2 separate regions of the Homo sapiens genome follow, and region 2 is linked to region 1. Evidence: chromatin loops called from intact Hi-C (ENCODE). Cell type or tissue: PC-3. All regions are shown on one strand. Links, peaks and the distances in the headings refer to the core of each region. The heading gives the core; the rest is flanking DNA.

Region 1 (16,578 bases), core at 3,563-11,562:
GTTCTAATAGTCTGCTCAACAAATTGCTCAACAAATTGCTATGACAATTAATAAGACAATTTTCTTTCCTTAGCATAACTTTTAAAATGGGGCAAATAAACACATGAGATAAGATGATGACCAATCTTTGTGATCAGGTTAAATAAAGAGAAAAGTGCACTCAGTTCCCTTAAACACACGCACAGAATCCTTTTAAATGTAACAAATGAATGAGAATGGCTATAGAACACTACTTTTTCCTTCTTGTAGAGGAATTATTAGCATGGTTCAAATATTAGAAAGTGGTGTTTGGCAATTTATGCCTCTGTGTGTTTTATCTTTTTTCAGAAAGTCCCCATTAAAGTGGAGCATTCCACTAGCCCCTTTCCATAACCTCTTTATTGATTAGTTATATTGCTTAACTACAGAAATGTTTTGCAATTTTGGTTTAGTACATTAATAGTGGCTCACTTTGACCTAAATGCATATGAATTACTGTGTTTTATATCTGTGACGCTCTTGGCAGTGATAATTACCTATAATTAGTAAGTGTGTGGCTGAAAAGAACTTCATGGGATCAGCAGGGCTTCAGCACAATGAATGGCTAAAGATGATTCTTTGAGTAGTAGGCAATATTATCCCTGCAATACCTTGTTTTTTTATCTTGACTCTTCTTAAACTTGAAGGTAACTTGCAAACTTGATGTAGAAAAAGTCAACAACCATTTATGATTGTTTTCTGCTGATGTAAAGAGAGTGAATTTCACCACTGACTTGATTGAGAGAGAATTTTGAGTAGCTCCATTTAGTCCCACCTAATCAAGATTTGGGGGAATTTCCCTTTTACTTACCTATAACATCATACTTGGTGTCTTCTGTCTTATGACTTATAACTGTGCAGTGATACTATAGGGGAGCTTGACCATCTGTGTTGGCTAGAGGGAACAAAGCAAAATCCAATGATGTAGGTGGTCATCACTTGTGCTGGACAGTCACCAAGAACAATGCAGGCTACATTTGAAGTAACATCCTCCTTTGATGCCTATGGGCAGAACAGGTAGGTTCAAGCTATGAATAGTGCTTGCTTGAGTGGAGGCCGGGCACTCTGTCAACATAGACTTTCTCCCTATGCCTACAGGTCTGCCTCCCCAACCTCCTATTCCTCTCTTTCCAGGACCCCCTTCTTCTCTGTTACCACATTCCCAGTCAGGAATCTCTTTTCTTTTGGGGGGAATCTCTTTTCTTTTGTTCATGGTATTTCCTTCCAAATCATTTGTTTATAGCATGACTCCTCTGTGACAGCAGGGTTGACTTCATGGGTTTGTGACCTGTGCAATCACTCAGGGCCCTGTATTCAGAAAGGCCCAGTGCTTAGTTTAATGCTGTGTTGTTGCCATTTTGACATCTTAATAAATTTTGCAAAAGGGCTTAGCATATTCATTTTTCACAGGGTCCTACAACAAATTACACATCCTGTCCTATCTGAGAATGTTTGTGTTTAATATGCAAAATCCAGGAAGAAAATGCTTCATTTTCTTCTTCTTTTTCTTTCTCAACTCCCCTCCCTTTCTGCTTTCTGTGGTCACCCCCCATCTCTAAGGCCATGAGTGCAGAACAGTGTAGCTGACAGAAATGGAGATAAGGAGAGAGCCAAGGTGAAAAAAATAAACATTTGAGGAAAATGTTGGTATTTCAAATACATTTTTGTGTCACATGGACATAGTTAGTGTGCTGTTGTATTAGTCCATTCTCACACTGCTATAAAGAACCACCTGAGACTGTGTAATTTGTGAAGAAAAGAGGTTTAATTGACTCATAGTTCTATTGGCTGTACAGGAAGCACGGTTAGGGAGGCCTCAGGAAACTTACAATCATGGTGCTTTGAAGGGTGAGGAGGAAGCAAGCACCTTTTTCACATGGCAGAGTGGGAGAAAGGGAGAGTGAAGGGGGAAGTGCTTCACACTTTTAAACAACAGTTCTTGTGATAACTCACTCACTATTATGAGAACAGCAAGGGGGAAATCCACTGCTGTGATCCAATCACCTCCCACCACGTCCCACCCCCAACATTAGGGATTGCAATTCCACGTGACATTTGGGTGGGGACACGGAACCAAGCCATATCAGCTGTTGTTGTTTCATAGTTGTATAAATTTGGAAGTTATTGGTGAAATACAACTTCTGTCCCTTCTCCTTGAAACGGCACTACCTCTGTCTGCCACCCACAGCTTCTTACATAATAGTTGTCTTCCCTTCTCTACATTTATTCATTCTAGATGAGTTGGGTTAGGATGGTCATGTCAATGCTTTTAGACTAGCCCCATTCCAGAACCTTTTTATTGATTAGTTCCTCTAGGTATTTAATGTTTCGTATGGTTCAAAAGTGTTTCTGATAAACTGCTCAGGAAACTAGATCTAGAATTAGCATCTTGGATCTTACAGGCTGGTGATCTCATTAGTATAATCTTAGTCAAGGCTCTTTAGATTTCAATCAACAGAACTAATCTTAGGCTTCAAAAGGGAAATCATCATGAGGCATCATCATGATGCATCATGAGGCATCATCATGATGCATCATGAGGCATCATCATGATGCATCATGAGGCATCAAGGTATTAATAAATTCTTTGTTCTAAGTGTCTAGAACAAAATAATAGAGTACCAATATTCATGGAACTAACATTTTTAGGATGTCATAGTATTTGTCAGCCTACATATAATGTCAGCTTACATTCAATAATGCTTACCATGAATTAGACACTAGGCTTAGTGCTTTACACACATTAATTTATTTTATCCCCCAAACACCTCTACACATGAAGTGCTATTTTTATTGTCCACATTTAGAAGAGGAAGAAATGAAGGCACAGAATGATTAAGTAACTTGTTTGAAGTAACATTGCTGATAGGCATTATAACGGACTTGAATCCAAGTGGTTTGGGTCCAGAATCTGTGCATTTAACCACCTCTAGTTGCCACTAGTGTATTGTGGAAAACAAGTACAGGAAATACAAATGGGAATAACAAGGCTTGGATCCAGGAACTTGGAAGTTGTCAGGAACGGGGGCTGTATTCTCTTGGGCTCATTTCCTCGTGGTTGTGTAGTTTATTTCCTTTCACTGCTTTACTCACTTCTCTCTGTCTGTGCAGGTTAGCATTGTCAGCTGCTTCTTGAACACAGGTGAAGATGGTCACCTCTCTATGGCGGCCTCAGCTCTTACCCGTACATCAAGACTATTCTAGCAACCAATTGGGAGCTTGAGTGCCCATTTTAAATTCTCAAAGGATAAAGAGCCTGATTGGCCCAAATTGTCTCAGGTGTCTCTCTACTCCTTGTCTAATCAGCCATGGTGAGACAGGTAGGGGCTTTGTATAACATAAACAAGGCTATAGGGGCCCAACACAGTGGGTAGAATCATTCCCAGTTTAAGGGGTGATGTGGGTGAGGCATATCAAAAATATCTCCCGCATCTACCTCAATCAAGGTATTACGTAATGAGATCATTGATGACACTAATCCTGAATAGGTACAATTTTGGGGAAAACATGTTGAAATCTTAACCCCCCATGTTACTGTTTTTGAAAATGGGACCTTTAAGGAGGTAGTTAAGTTTAAATTAGGCTATAGTATAAAGTTCTAATTCAAGATAACGGGTGTCGTTACAAGAAGAGAGAGAAACCATGTATGTGCTCATACAGGGAAAAGCCTATCTGAGGATACAGAGAAAAGATGGATCTCTGCAAGCCAAAGACAGAGACCTTAGGAGAACCTAAACTTGCTGACACATTGATCTCGGACTTGCAGCCTTCAGAATTGTGGGAAATAAATTTTTGTTGTTTAAGTCACCCATTCTGTGGTATTTAATCAAATCCCTAGTAAACTAATACATCATGTAACCTCTGTGTGCCCCTATCTGTAATACATGGTTTGCAAAAGAAGGGTACTGCAAATGATACTTGTACTGGTTTGTTTTCACCCTGCTATGAAGAACTACCTGTGACTGGGTGATTTATAAAGGAAAGTGGTTTTTTTTTTTTTTGTTTTGTTCTGTTTTTTCTGTTTTTTTTTTTTTTTTTTTTTTTTTTTTTTTTTTTGAGACAGACTCTTGACTCTGTCGCCCAGGCTGCAGTGCAGTGGCACGATCTCGGCTCACTGCAAGCTCTGCCTTCCGGGTTTACGCCGTTCTCCTGCCTCAGCCTCCCAAGTAGCTGGGACTACAGGCACCCGCCGCCACACCTGGCTAATTTTTTGTATTTTTAGTAGAGACGGAGTTTCACCATGTTAGCCAGGATGGTCTCGATCTCCTGACCTCGTGATCCGCCTGCCTCAGCCTCCCAAAGTGCTGGGATTACAGGCGTGAGCCACCGCACCTGGCAAAGGAAAGTGGTTTGATTGACTTACAGTTCTGCATGGCTGGGGAAGCCTCAGGAAACTTACAATCATGGCAGAAGGGGTAGCAAACACATCCTTCTTCACATGGTGGCAGGAGAGAGAAGTGGGCAAAATCCTCTTATAAAACCATCAGATCTCCTGAGAACTCACTCACTATCATGAGAACAGCGTGGGGGAACTGCCCCATGACCTAATCACCCCTCACAAGGTTCCTCCCCCAACATGTGGGGATTACAATTCAAGAGATTTGGGTGAGGACACAGAGCCAGACCATATCAATACTCTTTGTGGGTTTTTCTAAATCTAAGCTCAGATGATTCTGCTTGAGTATGGTATTGTGTTTGTATAATGTGTGTTGGCCATATTGATTAAAAGTAATACATATCTTTGGGAGTTATGAGACAATTTCATGTAAAATCTATTTTGTTGGTTTAACTCATTTTGTCGGCTTTAACTCATTTTGTCTATTTTGTTAAGACATAAAAAACAAAGATTCAGTGATGTGACTTCACTACTTTTTTTTTTTTTTTTGAGATGGAGTCTTACTCTGTCACCAAGGCTGGAGTGCAGTGGCACCATCTCAGCTCACTGCAACCTCCACCTCCCAGGTTCAAATGATTCTCCTGCTTCAGCCTGCCGAATAGCTGGGATTACAGGTGCCCACCACCACACCTGGTTAATTTTTGTATTTTTAGTAGAGATGGAGTTTCGCCATGTTGGCCAGGCTGGTCTCGAACTCCTGACCTCACGTGATCCACCCACCTCAGCCTCCCAAAGTGCTGGGATTACAGGCTTGAGTCAGCACCCCTGGCCTGACTTCACTACATTTTTTTGGGATGCCACGTCTGTTGACTGAGAGCACACCAAAGCTGACAAACAGCTGCTATGAATTTAGTAACATATTTAAGCATTTCTTGATCAAAATGAACGAAAATATCTGATTTTTAACCCTTTGGTCCCAGTTGTGTCCTGTAATGTTTGATTTATTTGGTTAATATCACTTTGAAAAATAAGGCCTATAGAATAGAATCCAATTCTCTAAATATGGTTGAACCAGGGAGGAAAAGCTGTGGACAATCAGTTTTTATTAATGTAGCTCGTGATTACATTAGCTCTTTTGGTAGACATTTCTCCTGCAGTTGATCTGATTATCACTTCTTCAGAAAGTTTCTCTTTTATGTCTTTCCATACAAACCTATGCAGTATTCTATTACACAGAGATTTGTAATCATTTATTGTCTTTTTCTCTCACATGGCTCTGAGCAATTTGAAAGCAAAGTCTATGTTGTTTATTTTCACTGCAACTTCAGTGTCTAAAACAATGTCTGGATACTAGAAATATACAGCATACATTTGCTGAATTACATAAATGAATAGAATTGTTTTGAAAGTTAAAATGTTTACAAATAAACAGTTATTATTATGCTTCTGCATGTATATGGGGCAATTTTATGGCTGTTCTGAATTATCTTAAACTCTGTCTGGTGGAGTGTATTCTTGAGGAACAATTTCAAGTAAGCAGCTTGAAGATAGTTGCAAATGCATAGGAGGTCTTTGGAAGAATTATTTTATGTTCAAACCAATATGAGATAGTTTTATGTCTCAGTGTTGGCCAGAAAAAAAATTTGAATAATACGACTATATCAAATTTATGTGCTAATTATTTATGACTCTGCCTGTTGGGAGGGAGGAGGGGTAAGGAGGGATGGAAGGAGAGAAAGGGGGAGAGAGAGAAAGAAAGAGAGAGAGGGATATGAACGGAGAAGGGCAAGTGAGGAAAGGGTGAGAAGAAAGATAAAAATGTACAAAAAAGGTTAGGTCCCTTTGAAGGGCTAATAGAGGGGACCAACTGGGAAATGGATTATAGAGCACAGAATTATTAGATTAAGGAACCCTTGTTATTAAACATGATCTAGCTCTTCTTCACGTAGCCAGGAAAGCTTTCACAGATCAGGTAATATTTGAGTTTAGCCTCAAAGAAGGAAGGGGAAGTGGTCTTTTTGGCAGAGAAGAAGGGCAATTCATATGACTAATTTAATTGTTACTTTTTAGCTTTCCAAAGTTCAGTTTTTTATTGAGGTTTTCATTCTCTTCGTGACTGAAACCAACTCCCCTGAGTGGAAAACATTTCTTTTATGTTCTAGAGTGAGGAGATGACACCTAGACTGAAGTAGCAGCAGTAATGAGCTGACAGCCTCACATCTACTTTTGGTGTGCCGTGAATAAGCCATATGATCTTAGGCAAGTCCCTTACTCTTTCCAGGCCAAACAGGTTGGCCTACATAATCTTCTCTGTTCCCGTCCGCTTCTAAGAATTTGTGAGTCTTTGGAACAATATACTGGACCCTGGTATTAAGGGGATTTTTACATTTCAGTGCTAGAAATTGTCTTTCCCTGTCCTCCCACCGCTCCCTTGCCCTTTTTCTACTTCCCCATCTTACCGTAGTCCTGGGGGACTCCTTTTGTCCCCCAAGGAGTAAAATTACAGTCAAGGCCAAGGAAGCATTTTTATTCACTTTCTAACTGGAGTTTGCCTCCTACAAAGGAGGCTGGTCCTTTAACAAAAAAAAAAAATAGAGCAGGGCAAGAGGGCGCGGCCAAGGGATCAGGCTTTTATCCGGGAAAGTTACCCGAAGGCCAGCTATATGGCATCCTGGGATTTGCAGTTCCTTTTCGGGACTCTCTCCCTTGGTAATTCCTTGATCATGAGGCCGAGATGGACTACAACTCCCAGAGGGCCAAGCGGCGGCAGCGGGGTCCTGTACTCTTGCTGTGGCTGGGCGGCTAGTTCAAGTTGCCATAGCTGCGAGTCTGGGGAGAGCACAGTCGGTTGAGTCGCTGCGTTTGGTCAGTTGCACCTTCTGGGTCACTGGTAGCCGCGGGAGCCGGGTGGGGCCTAGGCGATGATCCGGCATTAAGGAGCTGGGATCATCCTCCGTCTCAGGTACCTGCCCCCACCTCCCCCTTGCCCTTTTTCGACCACTTCCCCGTCTTACTGTAGACGTTTTAGTCCCACTTCCCCTCGTCCCAGGGGTGGGGACCTCAGAGCGGCGCGGGATCTGGGGTGGGGCCGTGGATGGGTGGAGTGTGTGCAGAGGTGAGGGGAGACGGCGCGCCTGTCATCCCGAGGCCTCCCTCCCTCGGCAGGGGTGTCCGCGGTCAGGTCCTGGCCAGGTTACCCAGCGAATCTGGACTACATTGTCCTTCCTTTGGGAGCAGCTTGCTCTACCGCTAGCATCTGTGAAGCTTTAAGGGACAGGAGATTGGACTCATTCGGTAGGTCCTCCAGAGGACCGTCTGACATTTGCTTGCCTGTCCTGCAAGCAAATTTGATTTTTTTTTTAATACCTGTTTTGTAGTCACAGAAAGCGTGCTACTCTCGGGAACGCTTTATTAGTGACCTCTCTTTCCCGTGCCATCATAGGATTTGCTCCAGCCTTAGCTGTTAGCAGTCCCTTAATTGAATTATTTCGTAAAAATACCTGACATTGAATCCCAGCTGCATCTTTTATTGGTTTGATGGAGCCAATCTGTTATGTAGGCGTCTGGTAAAACTTTACCATTAATTGCAGCATTGATTTGAGTATTATGTAAAGTATCTAGCACAGTGCCTGGCACCCTGCAAGTGCTCAGCATTTGTTGTTTATTTTTTATTAATTATGCAGATTAGTGTTGTCTAATACAAATACAGTGTGAGCCACTCAGGTGAATTTAAATTTTGTAGTACCCACATTAAAAAAGTAAAAAGAAACTGGTGAAATTAAATAATAGTTTATTTAGCGCAATATAGAAAAATGTTTTCAATGGAGTAAATATAAAACTTATTGAGATTTTTACTTTTTTTTTTTTGAGGAGTCTGGCTCTGTCGCCCAGGCTGGACTGCAGTGGCGCGGTCTGGGCTCACTGCAACCTCCACCTCTTGGGTTCAAGCGATTCTCCTGTCTCAGCCTCCGGAGTAGCTGGGATTACAGGCACTCGCCACCATGCCTGGCTGTACATTAAAAAAAAAAATATTTTAAGTCATCAAAATCTCTTGTGTATTTTACATGTATAGCACATGTCAGTTTGACCTGGCAAGAGCTAGAGCTCAGTAGCCATGTGTCTAGTGACTGCTGTACTGGACAGCACTAGAGATAAGGTTAAAACTTTGGCAGTTTCACATTGGCACACATAAATTTGGTTGTGCCTATGACTCATTTCATGGGTGATGGTGGCTGTTTTGTTAGAAGAGTGAAGTGTGCACTGTGCCTATGTTCTCTCAGCGTATCTTGTCTGCCATTGCATAACCTGGGTCTCTTTGAACTGTTTCTTGACAGTTTATTTTGATTAACTTTTTCAGAATACCTTTTTTTTTTCTTGAAATGGTTTATAGATGTATTCCCAGATCTACCTTTTATGTAGACAACTCCCAGTTCTCTGGATCACTTCCTGTGGATTCTTACAGATTGCTTTGAAAGCAGTCACAATTAATTGAAAATATTTCTGTCCACAGCTCTTTTCTACAACCAAAGGCATTTTATTCTTATTTATTTAATTGTAGCACTGAGTATGGGAAGAACTGGGCATCTTATAAAATATTTCCTTTAGGAGTGTTAGACTGGCTTGGAAGTATAATTGGGTCACCACATTCAGCAGTAACATGTTAACTGTATTACCTGACTTAGTTACCAACTTTTAGACATGCTCATACATAGTACTTTTTGGCTAGACTTGGGCTGCGGTTCACACTGGAGCATGAACTCTCTGGCAAGCCCCAGGGATGCCCAGGCATGGATGGAAGTCACCAGTGACAATATGTGGGCTGGGCACTTGGATGTGAAGAATTGTAGTGAGGTCTCTTGGGCTTTTGAATCATTCTAGGAGCATTTTCTCTATTCTGTGTTATGCCATAGTCTGTACATAGGGACTTAATTTTCATATTTCATTATTTAAAAATGTTTAAAGTTGTAGGTATGTCTTACCCCCTTGTTTTGTTTATTTGTAGGTGGTTTGGGGAAAGTGTAGGGGCAACCAAAGATCATCGGCTTGACTAGGCCCTTTGCCCTGAACCTCATGAAGAAATGATAGGAGGCAGACATATGTGCCTAAAAAGAGCGTTGAGCTCAGAGAAGAGCAACTCGGAGTTTTGGGGGTGTGCTTTGTAAGTATGCTTTCTCCCTGAGTTTCTGAGATAACACATTTTTTGCATATTTATGGTAGAAAAGACTATGCCAAGAAATAGAGTTTTGGGAGCAAGAAGCCCCTTCTAATATATGGTTTAAAAATAAAATATCGAATGATTGTGTATGCAGTGTTGCAAAAATTCAGATGAACAAAGTAGATAAGTTGAGATATCCTTTATAACCTTAACAAAAGCAACAGTGATGTACCTGTTTCTATTAAGCAAGGAATTGAGAACCTGCTTTGTCTCAGGCATTCTGTCAGACACCTTTTACAGGCATTATATAATTCCTTTACCATGCTTATCTTTTACAAAGGAGACAGTTGAGTCTCAGGTTATTTAATTTGCTTGGGATTCTGGAGCCAAAAGAGTGATCATTGTTCCCAGGTCTTCTGACTCCAAATTTCAGTCCCACCCACTGCCAAGGGGCTTCATTGCTGTTTATAAGTGCCCTCTAATAGAATTTGATTCACACTTAACATTTTTGGATTAAGTGGACCATATATGGCACAGTGTGCAGTTATTCATCTCTTTCAATGTTCAAAAAGTTCTATTATCTTTCTTAGTTTTTTAAAAAAAATATAGTGGTCCTTATATTATTATTGAGGTAAGAGATCATTATAATTTGTGATTTCCATAAATAAATTCAACATGAATTATCATTGATAATTAAGGGTGTAATGTTTAAAGTTTAAATTTACAACATAGATGTAAAAATTCTGGACCTTTTTTTGGATTTCATATTGTGCTCGATAGATAAAAGGCTCTGAAACATAGAGGGGAGACACACTGCGGACTTGCAGTACTAATACTGTGTGGCCGGGCGCGGTGGCTCACGCCTGTAATCCCAGTACTTTAGGAGGCCGAGGCAGGCAGATCACGAGGTCGGGAGATCGAGACCATCCTGGCTAACATGGTGAAACCTTGTCTCTACTAAAAAATACAAAAAAATTACCAGGCGTGGTGGCAGGCGCCTGTAGTCCCAGCTACTTGGGAGGCTGAGGCAGGAGAATGGCATGAACCCAGGAGGCAGAGCTTGCAATGAGCAGAGATCGCGCCACTGCACTCCAGCCTGGGCGACAGAGCAAGACTCTGTCTCAAAAAAAAAAAAAAAAAAATACTAACACTGTGTATTAAGATCAGTGGTGTACAAAATTTATAGGATTAGGCCAGGTGCATTGACTCATGCCTGTAATCCCACACTTTGGGAGGCCAAGGCAGGAGGATCGCTTGAGCCCAGGAGTTTTAGAACACCTTGGGCAACATAGCAAGACCCCGTCTCTACAAAAAAATCAAAAAATTAGCCAGGCATGGTGGCATGTGCCTTTGGTCCCTGCTACTCGGGAGGCTGAGGTGGAATGATCACTTGAGCCCAGAAGGTCGAGGCTGCAGTGAGCTGTGATCACACTACTACATGCCAGCCTGGGTGACAGAGTAAGATGCTGTCTCAAAAAAAAAAAAAATTCTTAGGATTAAAGAATTTTAGAGCTGGATGGGGGACCTATTGGGATAATCTGGTCCAGAAATTTTGGAAATAATATAAAAATAATCTAGATTTACCAGGTTATTAAAAACTATATTAGCATGTATATTATAGAATACACTATCCATGTAATGTCTCTGGGTTGATTCTGATATAAAGTAGTTACAATACATTCATACTATTGTATAGTATGTTTTTCTTTTTTCGTAAAATGTATTGTTACAGGTCAGCACTTACCATTCAACCTTGTCTCTTTTAGCAGATACATAGTATCCCAGTGATTAGATACATTTATTGTATGCTTATCCAGTGGATTTATATTTTTTTCTTATTCTTTTACAACTGTAAAAAAATTCATTCACTCTGTTGCCCAGGCTGGAGTGAATGAATGTGCTCATGGATGAATGGATGAGTGAATTAAAATTTCTGAAGAATTTCTACAGTGAAATTCTTATGCATATGTCTATACATAAAATATATATAAATATTTTATCTTCCTAGGTTAATAGTCATAGAAATAGATTTTCTGGGTCAACGTCTATGTATATTACAGATTGATTGAGACAGGGTCTCACTCTGTCACCCAGGCTGAAGTGCAGTGGTGCTATCTTGGCTCACTGTAGCCTCTACCTCCCAGGTTTGAGAAATCCTCTCACATCAGCCTCCCGAGTAGTTAGGACTACAGGTGTGCACTACCACACCTGGCTAATTTTGTTTTATTTTTTTGTAGAGACAAGGTCTCACTGTGTTGCCCAGGCTCATCTCGAACGCTTGGGCTCAAGCAATCCTCCTACCTTGGCCTCCCAAAATACTGTGATTACAGGCATGGGCCACTGCGCCTGGCCCGTATTATTTATTTTTACTTGTATTGCCAGGTTGTTCTCCAGAAAAGCTAATGTGGTTTTTTTTTTTTAAATTTTTAATTTTTGTGGGTACATAGTAGATATACATGCTAATGTAGTTTTTATAGTTAATACTCTTACAACAAGGTATAACCTTGCTAACCCTGCGAGTGAGAGGTTTTTTCATCTGTATAAAACAGATAGATAAGAATATCATTTTATTATTTTAATTTGTAATTATTTAGTGAAATAACAAATAACATTTGTTAGGGTCATTTGATTTCTGTGAATTGTCTGCTTATGTATCTTTTGAGTCTTTTACAACTGGACTGTTCTTTTTCTTGTGTTTTTGAAAGAGCTGATTAACCCTTTGGTTCCCATATAATGCAAATATTTTTGTGAGTTTTTCTTTTAGTTTTTAAAGCTTGTTTCTGGTATCTTGTTATCACTAATTATGAATGACTCAGAGACTTGTCAGGCCTTTATCGGATATGCACACCTCTCTGAAATTTCTATAATGCTAGTGCTTGGGGTATTTGGGAGATGGGAGTATTTGTGGTTACATGAATCCATTTAATTCATTCTGATAAACATTTTCCCATCCCTCCTTCCCTCCTTCCCTGTCTTCCTTCCTTCCTCTCTTTCTCTCTTTCTTTTGAGATGAAGTCTTGTTCTGTAACTCATGCTGGAGTGCAGTGGTGTCATCTTGGATCACTGCAGCCTCGACCTCCCAGGTTCAAGTGATCCTCCCACTTTGGCCTGTCAAAGTGCTGTGATTGCAGGCCTGAGCCACTGTGCCTGGCCTGATAAACATTTAGAATCTACTCTGCATACAGGGTTTGCTGTGAAACAGGTGCTCATGAATGGATGAATAAGTGCTTGTGAACGAATGTGCTCATGAATGAATGGATGAGCTTTAATTCTGTACTTCCCAGGCACTGGTCCATTTGATTCTGTCTCCTGCTCTGAAGTGCTGGAGCAGGGTGGACTCCTGATGAAATTAGAGCAAAAATACAGCCTGGAACTGAGCCTGCTAGGTTTTGGTTATGGAATAGAGATGTCTGTGTGTAAGAAAGCTTTCTACTTTTTTGAGTTTGGGCAAGTTAACTTTTGGAAGTTGTTTCCTTACCTGTCATATTGATTACAGCTATGTTTACTCTAGGGCTACTGTTGGGGTTACATTAGTTAATACAAGTAAAGTGCTTAGAACAGAGCCTGGCACAGAAAAGGGCCATTTAATTGTTGAATTATTAGTATTATTGCTTATTTTGGCTTCTACCATGATGACCACCACCACCACTACCATCATTATTGTATTCTTTAAAAACGATTAATTTCTGTTTCACTTAAGCTAGCTCATGTGTGTTCTGTTTTTTTTTTTTTTTTTTTTTTGGTGGGGGGACTCATAGCTTGAATACAACAATAAGTACTTTATTTTTATTTATTTATTTATTTATTTATTTATTTATTTATTTATTTATTGAGACAGACTCTTACTCTGTCTTACTCCAGAAGGCTGGAGTGCAGTGGTGCAATCTCGGCTCACTGCAACCTCTGCCTTCTGGGTTCAAACAATTCTCCTGCCTCAGCCTCTCAAATAGCAGGGATTACAGGTGCTCAGCACCACACCCAGCTAATTATTGTAGTTTTAGTAGAGGCAGGGTTTCACCATGCTGGCCAGGCTGGTCTTGAACTCCTGACCTCAAGTGATCCACCCACCTTGGCCTCCAAAAGTGCTGGGATTATAGGCATGAGCCACTGTGCCCAGCCAAGCACTTTATTCTTATCAGCTTATTTTGCTTTTAGGGAAGAGTACCTTTACTCATTGGTATACCTGTTTTTCATTTGTTTGTTTGTTTTTGTTTTTTGCTTTCTCACCACTGCCATTTACATGTAACAAGTGTACTGATTAAAAAGTTGGGTTTCGGAAATAGTCTTCTTGCCTGGATTTGAATCCTGGCTCTGCCACTTAAGTTACTTTGCTCCTTTAAGCCTTAGTTCTGTTTTCTGTAAAATGGGGATGATAATAATAATGTTATGAGGATCAAATGAGAGAGCATACATAAAGCACTTAGTACAGAAATTAGTCCATAGGAAACTGTAAATCAATAGCTATTATTATTTCAATAAAGTTGAACATTATTATGCCTTTGTATAAATGTAAGCAAGTAATATACCAGTTATAGTCTCATAATTTTACAGAAAAAAAATTAAAACAAATATTCTTTTTTGTCTTGGTTTATATATGTTTCCAGTTATGGGGTCTCCTATTTATTTAGAAGGTTGCTTTAAGATTATGGTTTGAATCCAGGCTTTTCTAGCTACTTAACTACTGGGAGCGTTAGTAGTTCTTCATTTGCAAAAAAGGGACTACTTTGTTCATTTAAGAAGTAAATATTGAATGTGCCGGACACTCAGACACTATGCTGGGGCCTGGGAATAGATGAACAAGAGCTAGTATATGCCCTCAGGGAGGTTAGAAATCCTGCCTTGTAAGATTGGCCTGAGGTTAAGCCAAGCTTTGCAGAGATACTTTACTGTATGCAAAGTATCTGTCATACCTAGGTGCTCAGTAAATGGTGGTTCTCGCGTTTGTACCTCTGATGTTCTGATTTCCAGCTATGTGCTCCAATCGTTAAATCCAGTATGTTTCTACTTTATCGATGTTTTAAAAAACATTTCCTGTTGACCTTTAATTTTAAGGTCTGCTCAATAAACTTTTGCCAAAGGATGGTCTTTGAGTTCTTAGACAAGAAATCATTATCTTCTTCCTGACCCTTAAAATTGGCTGTGCCATAGTTTGCTGAACCATCTGGTACTGTAAAGCAGTTTTAGGATGAAGGCCATTATTTGTGTAACTTATTAAGACAGGAGGCTTGAAAGCTGGGAATTAACTGCAGAGGGTGGGGGAAGTGTGTCACAGTGTTTGCAGGAAAGATGTGTAGCACATCCTCAGCTGGTGGTTGCATAGGACTCTCCACAGTAAGTGACTTGCTTGCATGGATCCTAATGGTAGGTCGGGCTTGTCTGAAGTCTGCCATCTTATTTCTTGTATATCGGACCTCCCTGGCATCAGAGTCTCAAATATTTTGCAATCTAAGGCTTATTTCCCACACATAAATATTCCTTTCTAGCTACTAATCTCTTTCTTCACATATGCAGACTTCCTAAAAGAATGATTTATACACAGTGCTTCTGCTTTTTCACCTCCTATTTACTCCACAACCTGGCATCGTCCTCACCTAAGCATTTTACTGAGACTGCTTTTGATACAGTCACTAGCACTTCCAAAGGATACTTTCTATTCCTTTTCCTACTTGACGTATTTGTTGGATTTGTCCCTCAGAGTTCACTCAGCATTTGCCCCTAAACAGATGAGACAGATGTCCCATAGTAATTTTAACAGGGAAAGCTTAACATACAGCAGAGGTTGATAAGCCATATCCCATGGGCTAAATTTAGCTTACCACAGGTCAAATCAAGCTACCCCATTCATTTATAATTGTCTGTGCTTTTGTGCTACAGCTGGCAGAGGCTCACAGTTGGGCAGAGAAAAAAAATTTGCTGACTCCTGATATAATTAACTATAAGGGGATTATCTGTAAAAGGACAGAGATGACTCTAAAGAATCCCCTGGGCTGACAGACAGTGCCCAAAGGAGATATAAACTTAGAGGGGGCTCTCTGCAAGGCTGGGATTCCTACCTTGTTGGAGGTGTGGCTATAGCTCCCTGAATGGTGGAGAGACTTACTGAGTTACTGGGGCCATAGCTGATCCACAGTTGCTGGGGAAGGAGAGGACACTGTTCCTAATTAAAGGCGGAGTGACGCTGGAAGGCAGGGAACCACACCACGAATGATGGGCAGGAAACACCTCTCCAGGATGCTGGTAGGGTGAAGCTGGGGGATTGACTGTGAGGTTGTCTGTCAGATTCAGTAAGAATCTGAGTAGGGGGTGGGGCTACTGAAACTTGATGGGAAGCTGCCCAATGTGGGTACTGCTGAAACTTGATGGAGTTGAGTACCACTGGATATCCTCACACAGGATGCTGAAATGAAAATGCAACAAATGGAAAACATGGAACCAGAAAGAGAAGCGCCTTCCTTCTGCAGTGTCCTTTTAAAAAATCATTATTATTATTATTATTATTTGGTTTCAATAGCTTTAGGGCAGGGGTCCCCAACCTTTTTGGCACCAGAGGCACTTTTCATGGAGGACAATTTTTTCACAGACTGGGAGGCAGAGAGAAGGATGGTTTTGGGATGATTCAAGTGCATTGCATTTATTGTGTACTTTATTTCTGTTATTATTACACTGTAATATATAAAGAAATAATTATGCAACTCACCATAGAGTCAGTGGGAGCCCTGAGCTTTTTTTTCCTGCAACTAGACAGTCCCGTCTTGGGGTCATGGGAGACAGTGACACCCAAAGTGTGTTGCTTACGTCCATTCTACTCTGTAGTCTCATTTTTGTTGCTGTCACTGCAGAAAAACCTGCTTCACAAAGATAAGATGTTGGAAATGGAAGCAGGCTTTTTGGTGCACAAGGCAATCTCAGGATATTTTGCCTTGACTTAAATCCAGAACATATAGAGGTTTGAAGTTGTCTCAGACATACTTTTAAGGCCAGAGTCATTTGCAATCTCAGGAAGTTGATCCTCTTCTAGCATGGACAAAGTTGATTCACCTGGTTTATTTACAAGTGGGTTGCGGAACCA
Region 2 (16,578 bases), core at 4,227-12,226, 260 kb before region 1:
CACTACACTGCAGCCTGGGTGACAGATCAAGACTCTGTCTCAAAAAAAAAAAAAACAGAAAAACCCAAAAATATTTCCTGTGTGAGGTAGGAAAAATATATAGGTGTGAAACAGATGAGCAAATATTTATTTACCTTGAGAAAAATTACAGGTTACTAATAGTGAAGAGTAGGTATCTAAAAATACAAGTGTAAGAGTGCTAATTCCGAGACATGAGTTGGAAGAAGAACAATATAAATTGTTCAAGTAGCATGAAGTAACTGAGGGATGTGAATAATAAGAAAACAAGCTTCTTTTGATTCCTTAGTGTAACGTGGAATGAGTTTTTTGCAATTTATGTTATACTTTTATAATGGTTGTCCTTGTAGTTTTGTGACCTTGTATAGAAGATGCAGCATTTTTAGGTGTAGAAAATCAGTTCTAAAGATGTTAGGTAATTTTCTCTAGGTCAAACTAGTGGTCAGTCTAGATTGTTATCTACTCTCGCTTTTCACAATGAAAATCTGGAGAATTTTCCCTATCGTTAATAGTAGAATCAAGACATTCTCTCGAAGAGAATGAGCATCTTTGAGACCAAATGTTTCCACCTCCATTTTTGTTATATATGACTTTTTTAGTACATATTTTATAGGTAACACACTGATTTTTAGTTTAATGGTTAGTTTTTAAATGACAAAAAATGTGACCTACTCAATTTTGAATCCCCAGCTTCTACCACGATGTCTGGGCATATGTGGTTGGCATTCAGTAAGTATTTGATTGAAGTGTTTGATAATAGATACGGCACCTGAATCTAACTGAACAAAATAGTGTAATATTCTTGTTGTTTTTAAATGGGCCATACTCTTCTATCTGGGTTGTATTGGAGTTAAAAATAAAACGGTTAGACTAAAATGAGTTTGTTATTTTAATTCTCTGCACTGAATTTCTTCAGGATCTCATTAGAATTTCTAGAATATGCCCTAGATTTAACAGCTGGACAGCCAGCATTGTCCAATAGAACTTTCTGCAGTGATGAAAGTGTTCTGTACCTGTGCTCTTCAGTATGGTAGCCACTAGCCACATGTGCTTATTAAGCACTCAAAATGTGGTTGGTGGAACTGAGGAACTGAATTTTTATTAATCTAAACTTAAATCACTACATATGGCTAGTTGCTGCCATATTGGACTGCTCAGGTTTAGACATTCTTGCTTAATAAAACGAACTTTAATTTCATATTTTATGGTTTAGAAAGCCTGTCATTAGCTCTAGCCCCTCTCCCTACTTTCTGGGGCCATTTTACAAACTTATCAAAAGCTTGTATAAGGCTGTAAAGGAGGCAGTGGTGAATTAGATTGAGAACAAAGATGAATGATGAGAATGCATGTAATTTGAGGGTTAATGAGGTAAGCAGAAAGGGAGATGATAAGAATATTTCAACCCAATCTTTGAGGTTATCTTTTGAAACACTGCAGGCCTACTTTAATGTGTAAACTGTGAGAGGTAGAAAAAACACAATAAAATACAGCCCTGGTTTTCAGTAAATCTATATTCGAATGTAAATGTGTTTTGGATTGGTGAGTGTCTGTGGGTGGGAATGACACTGTAGAAATTCTCTTCAAAGTGAATGATAAAATCAACCTGATTTCTAGATTTTCCAACCTACCTATGTCCAAATGTCAAGTACTGTGGGAGATATAAAACATTTTCTCTCTTTTTAATAAAACAAATGAGAAGAGTTGCCTCAATTGGAAGTATATCTGAAATTCAGTTTATCTGCCTCTGGTTCAGATTTCTCAACACTGGCATTATTGACATTTTGCACTGGTTAATTCTTTGTTGCAGGGGCTGTCCTATTGATTGTAGAATGTTAGCAGCACAACTGGCCTCTGCCCACTAGATGCCAGTAGCACTCTTCAGTTGTAACCAAAAATGTCTCTAGACATTGCCAGATGTCGCCGGGGGCCAAAATCACCTCTGGCTGAGAACCACTATTCTAAATATACTCTAGTTATATATATATATATATATATATATATATATATAAAGTACTTGATACACTCTAATTATGTGTAAATATTTGGACCATAAGTTGAATAATAATCTACTATTTCATTTCATTTATTCTTAGGGAAAGCTCTGTTTCTACAGCATTATTTCTTGGGAACCTAGAAGTGTAATATATTTTATCCAGGAGCTAGATGTTTTGTGAAAGTAGGAGAATCCTTCAGAATTTCTAGCCCACCATGTTGCCAGGTTTAGCCACCTAACCTCTGGGCTTGTGATGTGACGGGCTGCAGTGAAGGTCTCTGATGTGGCCTGGAGACATTTTCTCCATGGTCTTGGGGATTAACAGTAGGGGAGTGATAAGGGGATTAACTTGGGGAGCAGTAGGTCTCATCACATTTTATAGGTGAGAAAGTAGACTTGGAATGTGCTTTGACAAGGTCGTTTAGCTAATAAATGGTAGAGCCATGAACCTAGCCCTTTTGCCTCTATGTGACATATACAGTACTTAGCAGTAAGCAGGAAGGTAACAGAGTTTTGACTAGATCTTGGGTTGTTGGTGAATGGCACCTGAGATGGTTTTGATGGTCGGTGACCTGCTCTGATAGCAGCAGTCTAGTTTAGAGACTAGGAATTTGGACTAGTACTGGGATTAAAGGGAGGCAAGTGAGGGTCCTGGGGTACAGAATGCAGAGACATTCACTCTCTAGCCCTGACTGGGACATTGAAGTCAGACCACCTGGGTTATATCCCTATTCTGTCTGCCATTAGAGTGATCTTGAATAAGCTACCTAACTTCTTTCTTGTCAGATTCTTTTTCTGTAAAAGGGAGATAATAATGTCTATCTTATAGGATTTTTGTGAAAAAACTAGTTTGTACATGTATTTATAAAGTACACAGAATTTAGTAAGTTTTAGTTATTAGTCAACACAATATACAAATGTATACCTGAATCATTTTGGGAACAGAAGATGAATTTTCTCCATGTAATTTCAGATACCTGGCAAAGATTAGTATTCCTGATTGTTTTCAATACTATGTTAGTGGCTGGGTGCGGTGTCTTGGGTGCGGTGTCTCATGCCTGTAATTCCAGCACTTTGGGAGGCCGAGGTGGGCGAATCACTTGGGATCAGGAGTTTGAGAACAGCCTGGCCAACACGGTGAAACCCCGTATCTACTAAAAATACAAAAATTAGCTGGGCATGGTGGTGCATGCTTATAATCCCAGCTACTGGGGAGGCTGAGGCAGGAGAATTGCTTGAACCCAGGAGGTGGAGGTTGCAGTGAGCCGAGATCGCACCATTGCACTCCAGCCCGGACAACAAAGTGACACTCCATATCCAAAAAAAACAAAAACAAAAACGTATGTTAGTATGATTACTATTGCCAAAATAGTGTTTCATTGTTTATTTTATTTATTTTATTTTCATCATGTTGGTCAGGCTGGTGTTGAACTCCTGCCCTCGTGATCTGCCCACCTCAGCCTCCCAAAGTGCTGGGTTTACAGGCATGAGCCACCGTGCCCGGCCTCATTGTTTAAACAGTTGATGTCTAATATTTTGATAAATAAAATTAAGATTGTGTGAAAATGGAATTGTGGAGAAACTGTAAACATTCAATTAATTTGAACTTTTTGGTAATTGGCATTATAAGCTTAATACAAAGTATTTGTATGATACTCTTTTTGTATGTCTTACATTACCTAGAACCAGTATTATAGTACTTGGTAAATAATGATTTTCAATAGATTACCCGCCTCTCCCAAAGCTGTTGGAAATGTGTGGGGCCATGTTCAACATTTCATGAGGATTTTTCGCATTTATTAGGCAGGAGCCAGGAATGTTGCAATTCCTGCATATTTCTTGTGGGACCATTCTGTATGATAAAGAATTGTCCTGCCGAAAATGTCAGTAGCATCCTTATATAGGAACAGTATTCTAGAAGACAATAGTTTTGTTTTCCCTTCTTTGAAATTAGATCCTGAATAAGACAGTTGCTGCCCAGAAGATGTTCATACTTTGGTAGAAATGGTAGACTTTGTGTGGTAAGTACAAAATAGAAATGTCTTTTATGCATGGAGGCAGTGAGTGATGGCTTTTCTTTGAGGCTGTTGAGACTTTGACATTTGTCTTGTATAGGGAATTGTGGGAGAAAACTGCTGATCGTAAGGAATAGTCTATTAAGGTTACGTATGCTATATTCAGGGACCTCCAAGTAATTTGGTACTGTGAGAAAATAGAGTACAAGTTATAGTAGCAGTTGGTGTATGGTAACATGCTATACTAAGGAGCTTGGTCTTTAGTGTGAGGATTATCTGGGGTACTAGTTAAAATGCAGATTTTTGGATTTTCCAGAGAGTCTGGCTCGATAGGGTAGTAAAATGAGACCTAGGAATCTTTTGCAAATAAGTATTCCAGGTTGTTAGATGGTGTATTAGTTCATTTTCACACTGCTAATAAAGACGTATACATACTGCTGATAAAGACGTAACCCGAAACTGGAAACAAAAAAAGGTTTAATTGGACTTACAGTTCCACATGGCTGGGGAGGCCTCAGAATCATAGTGGGAAGTGAAAGGCTCTTCTTACTTGGCAGTGGCAAGAGAAAATGAGGAAGAAGCAAAAGCGGAAACCCCTGATAAACCCATCAGATCTCGTGAGACTTATTCACTATCACAAGAATAGTATGGGAAAGACTGGGCCCTATGATTCAGTTACCTCCTGCTGTGTCCCTCCCACAACATGTGGGAATTCTGGGAGATACAATTCAAGTTGAGATTTTGGTGGGGACACAGCCAAACAATATCATTCTGTCTCTGGCCCTCCAAATCTCATGTCGTCATATTTCAAAACCAATCGTACCTTCCCAGCAGTCCCCCAAAGTCTTAACTCATCTCAGCATTAACACAAATGTCCACAGTCCAGAGTCTCATCTGAGACAAGGCAAGTCCCTTCTGCCTATGAGCCTGTAAAATCAAAAGCAAGCTAGTTACTTCCTAGATACAATGGGGGTACAGTTATTGGGTAAATAAAGCTGTTCCAAATGGGAGAAATTGGCCAAAACAAAGGGGTTACAGGGCCCATATAAGTCCGAAATCCAGTGGGGCAGTCTTACGTTAAAACTCCAAAGTGATCTCCTTTGACTCCAGGTCTCACATCTAGTTCATGCTGATGCAAGAGGTGGGTTCCCACGGTCTTGGGCAACTCTGCCCCGTGGCTTTGCAGGGTACAGTCTTGCTTCCAGCTGCTTTCGTGGGTTGCTTCCAGCTGCACTCACTGGCATTGAGTGCGGCTTTTCCAGGAGCACGGTGCAAGCTGTTGGTGGGTCTGCCATTCTGAGATCTAGAGGACTGTGGCCCTCTTCTCACAGCTCCACTGGGCACTGCCCCAGTAGGGACTCTGTGTAAGGGCTCCGACCCCACATTTCTCTTCTGCACTGCCCTAGCAGAGGTTCTCCATGAGGGCTCTGCCTCTGCAGTAGCAGACTTTTGCTTGGGCATCCAGGCGTTTCCATACATCTTCTGAAATCTAGGTAGAAGTTCCCAAACCTCAATTCTTGACTTCTGTGCACCTGCAGGCTCAACACCACAGGAACGCTGCCAAGGTTTGGGGCTTCCACCTTCTGAAGCCACAGTCTGAGCTCTATGTTGGCCCCTTTCAGCTGGAGTGGCTGGGACACAGGGCACCAAATCCCTAGGCTGCACACAGCATGGGGACCCTGGGCCTGGCCCCTGAAACCACTTTTTCCTCCTGGGTCTCTGGGCTTCTGATGGGAGGGGCTGCAGTGAAGGTCTCTGATATGGCCTGGAGACATTTTCCCCATGGTCTTGGAGATTAACATTAGGCTTCTTGCTACTTATGCAAATTTCTCCAGCCAGCTTGAATTTCTCCTCAAAAAATGGCTTTTTCTTTTCCACAGCATTGTCAGGCTGCAAATTTTCTGAACTTCTATGCTTTGTTTCCCTTTTAAAACGGAATGCTTCTAACAGCACCCAAGTCACCTTTTGAATGCTTTTCTGCTTAGAAATTTCTTCTGCCAGTTAACCTAAATCATCTCTCAAGTTCAAAGTTCCACAAATCTCTCGGGCAGCGGCAAAATGCCGCCAGTCTCTTTGCTAACACATAACAAGGGTCACCTTTGCTTCAGTTCCTAACAAGTTCCTCATCGCCATCTGAGACCACCTCAGCCTGGACCTTATTGTTCATATCACTATCAGCATTTTCGTCAAAGCCATTCAACAAGTCTCTAGGAAGTTCCAAACTTTCCCACATTTTCCTGTTTTCTTCTGAGCTCCCCAAACCGTTCCAGCCTCTGCCTGTTACACAGTTCCACAGTCGCTTCCATATTTTCAGGTATTTTTTCAGCAATGCCCTGACTCTACTGGTACCAGTTTACTATATTAGTTTGTTTTCACGCTGCTGATGAAGACATACCCAAAACTGGGAACAAAAAGAGGTTTAATTGGACTTACAGTTCCACATGGCTGGGGAGGCCTCAAAATCATGGCGGTAGGTGAAAGGCTCTTCTTACGTGTTGGCAGCAAGAGAAAATGAGGAACAAGCAAAAGCGAAAACACCTGATAAACCCATCAGATCTCCTGAGAATAGCGTGGGAAAGACCGGCCCCCATGGTTCAATTACATGTCCCTTCCACAGCACATGGGAATTCTGGGAGATACAACTCAAGTTGAGATTTTGTTGGGAATACAGCCAAACCATATCAGGTAGGTAGGTAGGTAGGTAGGTAGGTAGGTAGGTAGGTAGGTAGGTAGGTACGTAGGTAGGTAGATAGATAGATATATTAATTACTTTGCTGTGGTTCCAGTTTTTAAGCAGAGGATATCATATTTATAAATTTAAAAAAATTCGCCTTGATAACAGTGTAGAACAGTGTTTCTCAAACTTCTTGACTAGGACCCTCCTTAAGAATTAATAGTATTTAACATTTTGAATAAATACATGCGCCAGTGTATGTGTGTATAACAAAAATCTGCAAAAGTTTTTTCTCAGTGTAGTACAGTCTGATTTTTTCTCAGTTCTATTTTGTTTACAAAAAACATTCTTAGTGGAGAGAGGGAGGGAGAAGGGGAAAGAGAGGGACGGAGAAGGGGAGGGAAGGAGAGAGAAAGAAAGGAAAGGGAGAGAAGGAGAGAGGGCTACAAAGAAAATTCTAAATTGACTATGAATCACTAGTGGGTTGCAGTCCTCAGTTTGAAAAACATCGGTCTAGATTTTAAAGCGGTTCTCACTTTAGCATACATCAGAATAACCTGAATAACCCCCAGAGCTGCTGATTCAGTATTTTTAACAAGTACCCAGGTGATGCTGATGTTGGGTCTAGAACCGCATTTTGAGGATCACTGATTTATAGAGGATAGATTGGAAGGGCAAGTGTCCGCTGGAATGTCTGCTCTGTAAGGTCGAGCATTTTTCTCAGGTTTGTTCACTGTATCTTCTCAATGCCTGTAACAGTGTTTGGCATATAGGACATAATTATTTGTGGACTGTATGACTTGATGCAGGAAACTCAAGAGTTGAGTCACTACATTACTACTGTTTGCAGTACTGCTGGGCAGAAAGGACCAGGGCCATGTCATAGAGATGCATTGGAACACTGAATCAGAATAGACAATAATGGTGGGCTGTTGGGGTAGATTCTGACTCCTAGGTCGTTTACATGGGAGTCTAGGTGAGTCATGGTGCCCAGTACTTAGCCACACATGATGTGTATTCATTAATGTTTACCATTATCATAGGAGCTTCGTAGAAGTGATGGGTCGAGATTGCTGTGGGTAAACCAGTTGGAGGTGGTAAAAGTGAAGCATAAAATTTAGAAAATTATGATTTCAAAAACTTTTTAAACAAAACATTAATAAGACTTTTTTTCACCTTGATTTTTGGCTCACAAGAAACAGGCTTTGTTTTGTTTTGGAAGAGAGGAGAAGATGTAGAAGGTTTGGGTGATAACAGAGTGTTTGGAAGCCTTACTATATATAATACATTAGTCATAATGTGTTTTATTTAGCATGTGAGTGTCTATTTTGATGGTGCGCTATTCTAGATGCCTACTTTACAGAGATGAATCAGACACAACATGGGATCTCAGAAAGTAGTGCTTGTTACTACGGGAAGAAGCGCTGTCTTTCGCCTGGGATTAGCAGAGACTTAAATTTATTCACTGGAAGTGAGTTTAGAAGTAATCTTATTCAGTTGGTTCCCCTTTTGGGTGAAGAAGATGCCTAAGAAAGATAAATGATCAGGTTACATAAATGGCCAAACCAGGACTAACTGGGTTCCTGACTTCTGGTGTAAGGCTCTGTTAAACAGTTAATGCCACCACCACTGCCACCAATAATAATATATTTTGATCACCAACTTTATGTAACACTGATAATTGTTTTACATAGATATGTCATTTAATCCTCTCAACAACCAGTGAGATAGATCTTGTTACCATCTCTCTAAGAATAGACTTCAGGTAAGTCTAAATACTGGGCCTGCCAGTAAGATTCCCTAGGAAATTGACCTTAACATTTGCTTTCTCAGTAAGCCATTAGAGATTTAGTGGAACTGTTACTAGCATCATGACAACAAATCTAGAATGTCTGGAATGATTGGAAGGGTCAGAAGATTATAAAAAATCTCTGTGAGTATGACCAGGCATGGTGGCTCACGCCTATAATCTCAGCTCTTTGGGAGGCCAAGGCGAGCAGATTGCTTGAGCCCAGGAGTTCGAGACCAGCCTGGGCAACATAGTGAGATCTTGTCACTATTTCTTAAATTAAAAAAAAAAATAAAAAAATAAAGAAACTCTCTGTGAGTATGGCAAAGGGAAGTTCTTGAAGGATCTGATAGAAGCTTCAGGTCAATTAGGCAATATGCCAAGAGCAAATCCTGGAGGAGAAGACAAAGTATGTGTAGATCCTTGTGTACAGAATGACCAAATGAAGTTTTATCTGTATTTTCAGGGAATAGTTTGTGACTTTTTGGCCAGTTTCTTAAAAGGTAAAGGCTCTAGATTGAACACTAAACCTGGTAGAGAGGAAATGTGTTAGGTAGAAGAATGAAATCGTTGCACATGTTTTCTTTTCTTTTCTTTCTTTTTGTCCATTATGATTTTTCCCATCATAGAACCTAAGGTGAAATGAGAAAATAGAAATGGCTAAACAGAAAAGGATTGTCAATTGGCGTAATGGAAGAAGGAAGGACATTTCAAGAAGTGTGGAGAGTTGGGATAACTACTAAGACCTTCGGGCGTTGCCGGTTCTTTTTCTTTATGTAGGATTGGACAGATGGAAAGTTAGGCTTTTCTTCTTTGGGGGATTGCATCTATGTATCTCACTGTTGTAAATGAATTTATGTTTTGTATGTTATTTAAGAATTTATGTTTTATATGTTGCAGAAAATTTTGTATTTTCTATTTTTATAAGGAAAAAGTTCCATATAAAAATAGTTTAGTAATGGTTTTGCTATTATAAAGGATAATCTTTGATTACTAAAGAAGTTGCTTGTATGAAACTCATCGCTTAATAATAACTGCTGATTAAGGAATTACTATAGAAAGTTCATTGGAAGATAAAAAAAAGAAACAAAATCTTCAGTACTCTGATGTGGCAAAAATGAGGTTTGATACTTTAAAATTTTGTTTTTGTTATTGTTTCACTTGGGTTAGAATTACAGATTTGTTGTATTTCTGTGTCTGTATCAGTTTTTAAAATGGAATAACTTTATAAAGAGATTAATAAAACTGTTGTATTCATCTGTCCAGAGTTATTTTTCACTTAGAAATCTTTAATGTTCTTTGCCTTAGTTATGGGAAAACAAACTAATGCAGTCCAGGGCAGTAGATGGATTTCATTCAGAAGAGCAGCAGCTTCTACTGCAAGTTCAACAGCAGCATCAACCCCAGCAGCAGCAGCATCACCACCATCACCATCATCAGCAAGCTCAGCCTCAGCAGACAGTACCTCAGCAAGCGCAGACCCAGCAGGTTCTTATTCCTGCATCACAGCAAGGTGAGACTGGACTTGTTTTCCTACTTATGACTTGGAAATTAAGTTTGTCATTATGAAAGAAGAGAAATATTCTGCATTTTTTGGATCTTGTCTTTTAAGGGGCACATGGAGAACCTAAAAATAAACAAAAACCCCTCTGTTGATTTCGGGCTTTTTCCCCCCTTTCTCTTGGCTGAGGGATGTGTATGTAAATGTATATAAATTTGTATACAATGTAGGTTGTATCTGTAGAGTAATGGTAGACAAGTAATTTACTAATTGAAAGCCTAAGATATTCAGAGAAGTTATATTAATATTTTGTTTTGAAAAGGCTATATAGTGATGGATTTCCTAAGTTAAATCTAAAAGGTTTATTTACTAAGGGATTTATTATTTTATATGGTACAATAGTTATTTGCTTTCTCTATAAAACATGTTCTTTCAAAGACATGTTTCAGATTAGTTTTTAAAATATATCTTACATTCTGGAGTTTTTTGTATACTTTGGCAATCTGAAAATTCAGCTCCATAGGAATTTATGTAAGCCTAAATGGACTGAATTAGATTTATTTTAAGTTAAGAGTGGATATATAACATATCTTAATTTATATTACTTGGATTAAAGCTAAGAAAAAGCAAATATTCATAGACTGTGTCCATAGTGCCTTGTACTCTGCAAGTCATTTTATAGATACTGTTTCACTGGCATCTTATAAGGGCTTTGTAAAATAGCCCTTGGCTCAGTTTTACAGCTGAGGAAAATCTGAGCCCAGAAAAGGCTAAGAAACTTGATCTGTATTTTCTCTCATGACAAACATCTATTCAGTTATAAAACTTCCTGAGCATTCTAATTCAGTGCATCTGCTTTTATGGGAGAGGACACTAGAAGTAAATGAAAAGTTCATTTTAATATCATTTAGTTACTCATTTGCCTCATTTGACAGTATATATATGTGTCTTAAAATTGGTAATGACACACAGTAGAAGAGTATTTGGGTTATTTTACTGTTGATATCTAGTGGTACTTTTCATACCTAATTTTAATGTGTACTTTGTATCAAATAATTTTATCCTTTTATTCTTTTTTGATGACTGTTCTTCCTGTTGCCTTCAGACCTGGCATTAGGATTTTAGGTCATCATAAATTAAAATTTGATTTTCTTCACTCAGAGAATATTAGGATAATGGAGTTATCTGTTCTCTGAAATTTGCGGAATCAAACATGTAATTCCTTTTACGCTTAAGTAACATTGCCATTATTTCTGATTTGTATTTTTTCCGACTTTTGCCGGTTTACCACTCTTCAGGCAACCTGGTGGTCCCCTGCTTTCAGGAGGCCACCATATTGATGCCGAACTTATTTGGACACCTGATCAGCATAGCACATACAGCCCAGAACTCCTGGGCTCAAGTGATCCTCCCACCTTAGCCTCCTGAGTTGCTGGGACTACAGGCATGCATCCCTGCACCCGGCTGATTTGTATTTTTTAAACAGCTGATGAAAGTGGCATGAGTCTGTCAGCTGTCATATTTGGAAGAAAAGGACTATGTAGATTTCAAAAACTAGTCACAACTTTTTGAGCTTACTTTTATTGGATTAGTAACTCATTGTAACAGTGGTATCATTGTATCAGTAAAACAGTTAACCTTGAGTTAAGACAAAATTATGTTTGAAAATGTCCAGTTTACTTAAGAATGCATAGAACTATTTATGTTTAGATGTTAAGGTAACTCACTACTTCATGTTCCTAAATTCCCTTGCATCCTTAGGAATTGCCACTTAATTTTTTTTTTTTGATATGGAACCTTGTCACCCATGTTAGAGTGCAGTGGCGTGATCTCAGCTTACTGCAACCTCCAGTTCCGGAGTTCAAGTGATTCTCATGCCTCAGCCTGACACCCAACTAATTTTTTTGTATTTTTAGTAGAGATGGGGTTTCACCATATTGGCCAGTCTGGTCTTGAACTCCTGACCTCAAGTGATCCACCCGCCTTGGCCTCCCAAAGTGCTGTAATTACAGGTGTGAGCCACCACGCCTGGGCTTAAATATTTTTTAATGTTTTCTAGTATAGGGTGGGTATATCACAGCTGTTATTTGCCATATACATTTATAATGTCCTGAGATGAAATGATTGAAAGCATTTGAGTGCAGAAAACATGAAAAACATGAAAAAAGTTTTCATCATTGTATGTAAAGTGTTCTTGTGATTATAAAATAGCCTCATGGTTCCTTGTTTGCATGTTCGCTTGTTTTTTTGTAGCCACAGCACCACAAGTTATTGTTCCAGATTCTAAGTTGATACAGCATATGAATGCATCAAACATGGTAAGACTCAGAATGTAGCAGTTTGATTGGCTGTACTTAATTCTAACCCACATTGTAATTATGCCTATATATGTCCTATATTAACTACTTGAAGTTTATTGAAGACTCAAGCAAAACAGCTGTTTTAGTTTCCTGAATATTGGATCTGAAGTTTAGCTTGGTACCTAGACATTAAGGTTCATAAAATTACGGAATTGTTTAAGAATACCAAAAGAATGGTGCTTTGTGAGAGTTATTCCATTCCCTACTATTTCCGAAAAAGTTTTAGGGTACCTACCAAGCTTATAATGCCAAGTATGGTTCTGTTTCAGGAGACCTAGTAATTGCAAGAGGGTGGGAAGGCTAAGAATTGTGAACTTTTAAAAAATGAAGATAGACTGGATAGTTCAGTATAACTATTTTTAAAATCAAGCATTTAAAAATATTACTCTGACTTAACCATAGTATAGTCTAATAAGTCATTATAGTGTGTAAATTACCACAGAATACATTTTAACCAGCTGAGTTATATTAGAATTTTTATATTTCTGAGGACTATCCACTAAACTTTACAAGTCCTCACTCATATTTTCAAATTACATTTCAGACATATAATATTTCTCAACAAATGTAGTATAGGTTAACTGTAAACTTGAAAGAACCTCTTCAGATCCTTAGAAAATCTTTACCTATATCCTTGAAGTTGTTTTTTGTTTTTTTTTTTTTTTTGGATAAAACATTAAAATATAGTCAGATTAGAGTAGTTCAATACTTCCTTATAAATGGTTTTTCTTTATTCTGTTTAAAATATACAGACTGTTGATTTCATTGAGTGGTGACTCAGCTCTTACATTTCATTCTTCAGCCAAAACTTTTATTTAAAGGTGAAAGAATCAATATTTGTAAAAAGATCTTTTAACCTATGTAACTAGTTAGTACTAGAAATGAGATTTTTTTTTCCCTCCGTTCAAGTTTTTTTTTTTTTTTGAAGATGGAGTCTTACCCTGTCACCCAGGCTGGAGTGCAGTGGTGTGATCTTGGCTAACTGCAACCTCCGCCTCCTAGGTTCAAGTGATCCTCCCACCTCAGCCTCCTGAGTAGCTGGGAGTACAGGTGTATGTCACCACACCTGGCTAATTTTTTTGTACTTTTAGTAGAGACAGGGTTTCACCATGTTGGCCAGGCTGGTCGCCCAACTCCTCACCTCAAGCGATCTGCCCACCTCGGCCTCCTGAAGTGTTAGGATTACAGGTGTGAGCCACCACGCCCAGCCTCAAGTTTTTTTTTAAACCAAAAAGCAGTGTATGAAAAGATGAGTTCTACTTTGTGAGTGATACTGAATCACAAAGTTCATTTGTGGTTTATAAGCCAGATAAGAAGGGCTTACCCACTAGACAGATGACTTCCTCCTACACATTACCAGCCTCACAAATTCATACTGTGGCAGAATTGAAAGTTTCTACATGATAGTAGAAATTGCAGTTTTTAAATTCACAAATATCGAGGATCTCTGTTTGTACTTGTAGTTGCAGTTTCTAGAATCTTTTCGTTTACATGAAAATAAAAAATTTCATGCCTGTTATTTCTCACAAGATTTTTTATTGGAAAAAACTCCATTTTAAGTCTAAGGCCCCAATTTTTTTTAACCTCCACCCTTAAAAAAAAAAAAGTCTCACTATATGTTGCTTATTGTAGTTGATGTTATTAAGACTATATCCTAGGGAATAACTCACATTATTTTAAAACAAATTTTGGCAGAGTCTCTTGTGGTAGGCCCCTCTAAAAGAATTTTAAATGTTGTGGAAGAGAATTTTGAATTAGTAAGTTATTTCTGGGATAAAAATTAGTGGTCCATCTCTTACTTACTGGTTAAGTCTCCTTTATTCTAAAGAGCATATGTATTTAAACAAATCATAGGTCAGTTACTCAGGAAAATTGATTTAACATTTCTGTATATTTTACATTTTACTTTGTTGTTTTTAGTCAGTGTTTCCTTCATGTATTTCTGAACATAATCAGTATAGGCTCTGTACCAATAAAAGTGTTTTAGGTTTTTGTGGGTTTGCATTATTCTGATTTAGAAATAGCAAAAATATATTTGTTCTTTCTAATGGCTCTGTTTGCATTAGAAATGAACTAATCATAAAAACGTGAGATAATATAGTAGAAGGCTATTTCAGGGAACTTCTAGAAAACCATTGTTTTCGGTTCTTTTTTATGAAATGATTGGTCTAATGCATTATTTGTGTTTGGGCTGTTTTGTGGAATACAAGAAGAAATTTTAATAGTTATTAAGTATAAGGTGGTTAGTGTATGGTACATGACTCAGCAAATATATGTTATGCAGCTTGAATTTGTGGAGGGTGTGCAGGTAGTTATTGGGTCGTGTATTCTATATGGAAACTACTATGTCAGTTTGCTGGTAGAGGGAGAATTGCTGTCTTTCAAAATATGAATTATAGGCACTTAATATTTCTAAATATTTTTGTTTTTTTCTTTTTAAATATTTCTTAATAGTATGTGGTGGTTAATATTTTCCTTAAACTTAGATAACCTTTAATTTGCTTATATAGCCAAGTTTTATTTTAAATTGGGTAATTGAGTATCCAACTTAAATACGAATCACCCGGGTGGGCTATAGTTAAATTCTGGAGACACAGTGGGAATTTCAGGCCCAAGATGTAGAAATTACTTAGGTTTGTCAAGTGGCAACAAGTGTATTTTCTTGGAAAGCTATGTACCTAGAGCCCAGACTAGACAGTAGTTGAACTATTAACTCAGTTTAATAATTTTCTAAGTTTGTTGACTTCTCTGACACTAGCATTTCCAAAGCAGTTATATTTATTTTTTTAAGCTTTTTCAGATATGGGTAGTTCTAAAACTGTATAGGTTAGATTGAATGTATGAATGGTTGGTAGCTAAAGAAGATTGAAAAGAGAGGGAAAAAACTACCAAAATGTGTAGCTATAGCGGGATACAGGAAAATACTTAAAGTGCAGAATAAAAAACCAGAGAATGGCATAATTCTTTGCGGGAGGACAGGAGGAGAAAACTCTCCAGAACTCTCCAGGAAGTCAAGAATTTGTCCTGGATTTAAAGAAATTCATAATATAATCCCGTCTATATCTTTATAACTTAAGTGTCACATACTAACTTGATTTCAAAATGTTGAAACTAAAGTTTGTGACTATTGCCCAGGCTGGAGTGCAGTGGCACAATCTCGGCTCACTGCAACCTCCACCTTCAGGTTCAAGCCATCCTCCCACCTCACCCTCCCAAGTAGCTGGGACTACAGGTGTGCACCACCCTGCTCAGCTAATTTTTGTATTTTTTGTAGAAATGGGATTTCACCATATTGCCCAGGCTGGTCTCAAACTCCTGAGCTCAAGCGATCTGCCCACGTGGGCCTCCTAAAGTGCTGGGATTACAGGCGTGAGCCAGTCTGCCTGGTGTGACTTTTCTTAAGATTTACAGATTTTTTGTATTAATCTGTTATTAATGCATGTTTCACCTAGAATATAATGCCAGTATGTCCCTTTTTTCTTTGCTAATATGACATCTTAGAAGAATTGTCAGCTGTACTCCCAGTGAAGTCTTCTGATACAGTGTTCTTTATAGATATCTGTTGATTTTAGTAGAAATTTTAAAAGTTAAGAATTCTAAAAAGTAGATAATTATACTTTTATCTCAAGGAAATGGGGATAAGGAAACAGTGGGAAAGGAAGCAATAATGAAATAGCCATTTCATATATTGTACAGCATTGTTAATGTGGGTATTGTCTAAAAATGTGTAGGTTAGATTGAGTATAGGAAGGCTTGGTACCTTAAAGAAGATTGATGGGACAAGAAGGAAAAAAAAACTGCAGTACCTGTGAGATTTACTTAGAGCACCTTCTCTAGGGGAAAAAACCCAATTATATTGTTGTATTTAACTGCTTAAAATAATTTAGTAGGTTGGAGGCTAGGTTGGTCAGTCTTGTACCATTTTATAAAATGGGATTTAGCCTTACTAGATTTTTTAAATTTTGGTATATTCTAAACAAAAAGTTTCATACACTATTAAAATATGCTAGAGAGAAACAGTATTATACATGTATGTGGTTTTGATATTTTTTCTTTGTTTTTTTCAGAGTGCTGCTGCTACAGCTGCTACCTTAGCACTCCCTGCAGGTGTGACTCCTGTTCAGCAGATATTAACAAATTCAGGTAATTAGGAATGATGGAACCATTTTAAAATGTAATTCAGAAAATTGTACTATCTAGCCCTTAGGTTTTGTCTTCTTTGAAAGAC

What was found. Hi-C counts contacts between places; a loop is a spot of excess contacts. Peaks named below come from ENCODE experiments on the same cell type or tissue, not always from the same donor. Only the 100,000 strongest peaks of a DNase experiment are listed, where the experiment ranks them.
Region 2: a loop joins it to region 1, with 5 times the contacts of the local background. A loop is called at or near these places in 27 of 110 quality-filtered maps.

Annotation. Positions count from the first base shown.
Region 1 is chr14:80,932,319-80,948,896 of GRCh38, reverse strand. It overlaps CEP128 (centrosomal protein 128), which reads left to right and starts at 7,159. Exons shown (of 25, transcript NM_152446.5): 1 at 7,159-7,316; 2 at 9,357-9,512. RefSeq lists enhancers at 6,865-6,944, 7,245-7,324. In PC-3, for the core only: no CTCF peak of the experiment used is centred there; a DNase peak (open chromatin) is centred at 7,076; H3K4me3 peaks cover 2,658 bases; H3K27ac peaks cover 764 bases.
Region 2 is chr14:81,197,324-81,213,901 of GRCh38, reverse strand. GTF2A1 (general transcription factor IIA subunit 1) reads left to right here. Exons shown (of 9, transcript NM_015859.4): 3 at 9,798-10,002; 4 at 12,244-12,308; 5 at 16,418-16,493. SNORA79 (small nucleolar RNA, H/ACA box 79) reads left to right here and starts at 11,068; the gene lies at 11,068-11,207. In PC-3, for the core only: no CTCF peak of the experiment used is centred there; a DNase peak (open chromatin) is centred at 7,561; H3K27ac peaks cover 1,267 bases.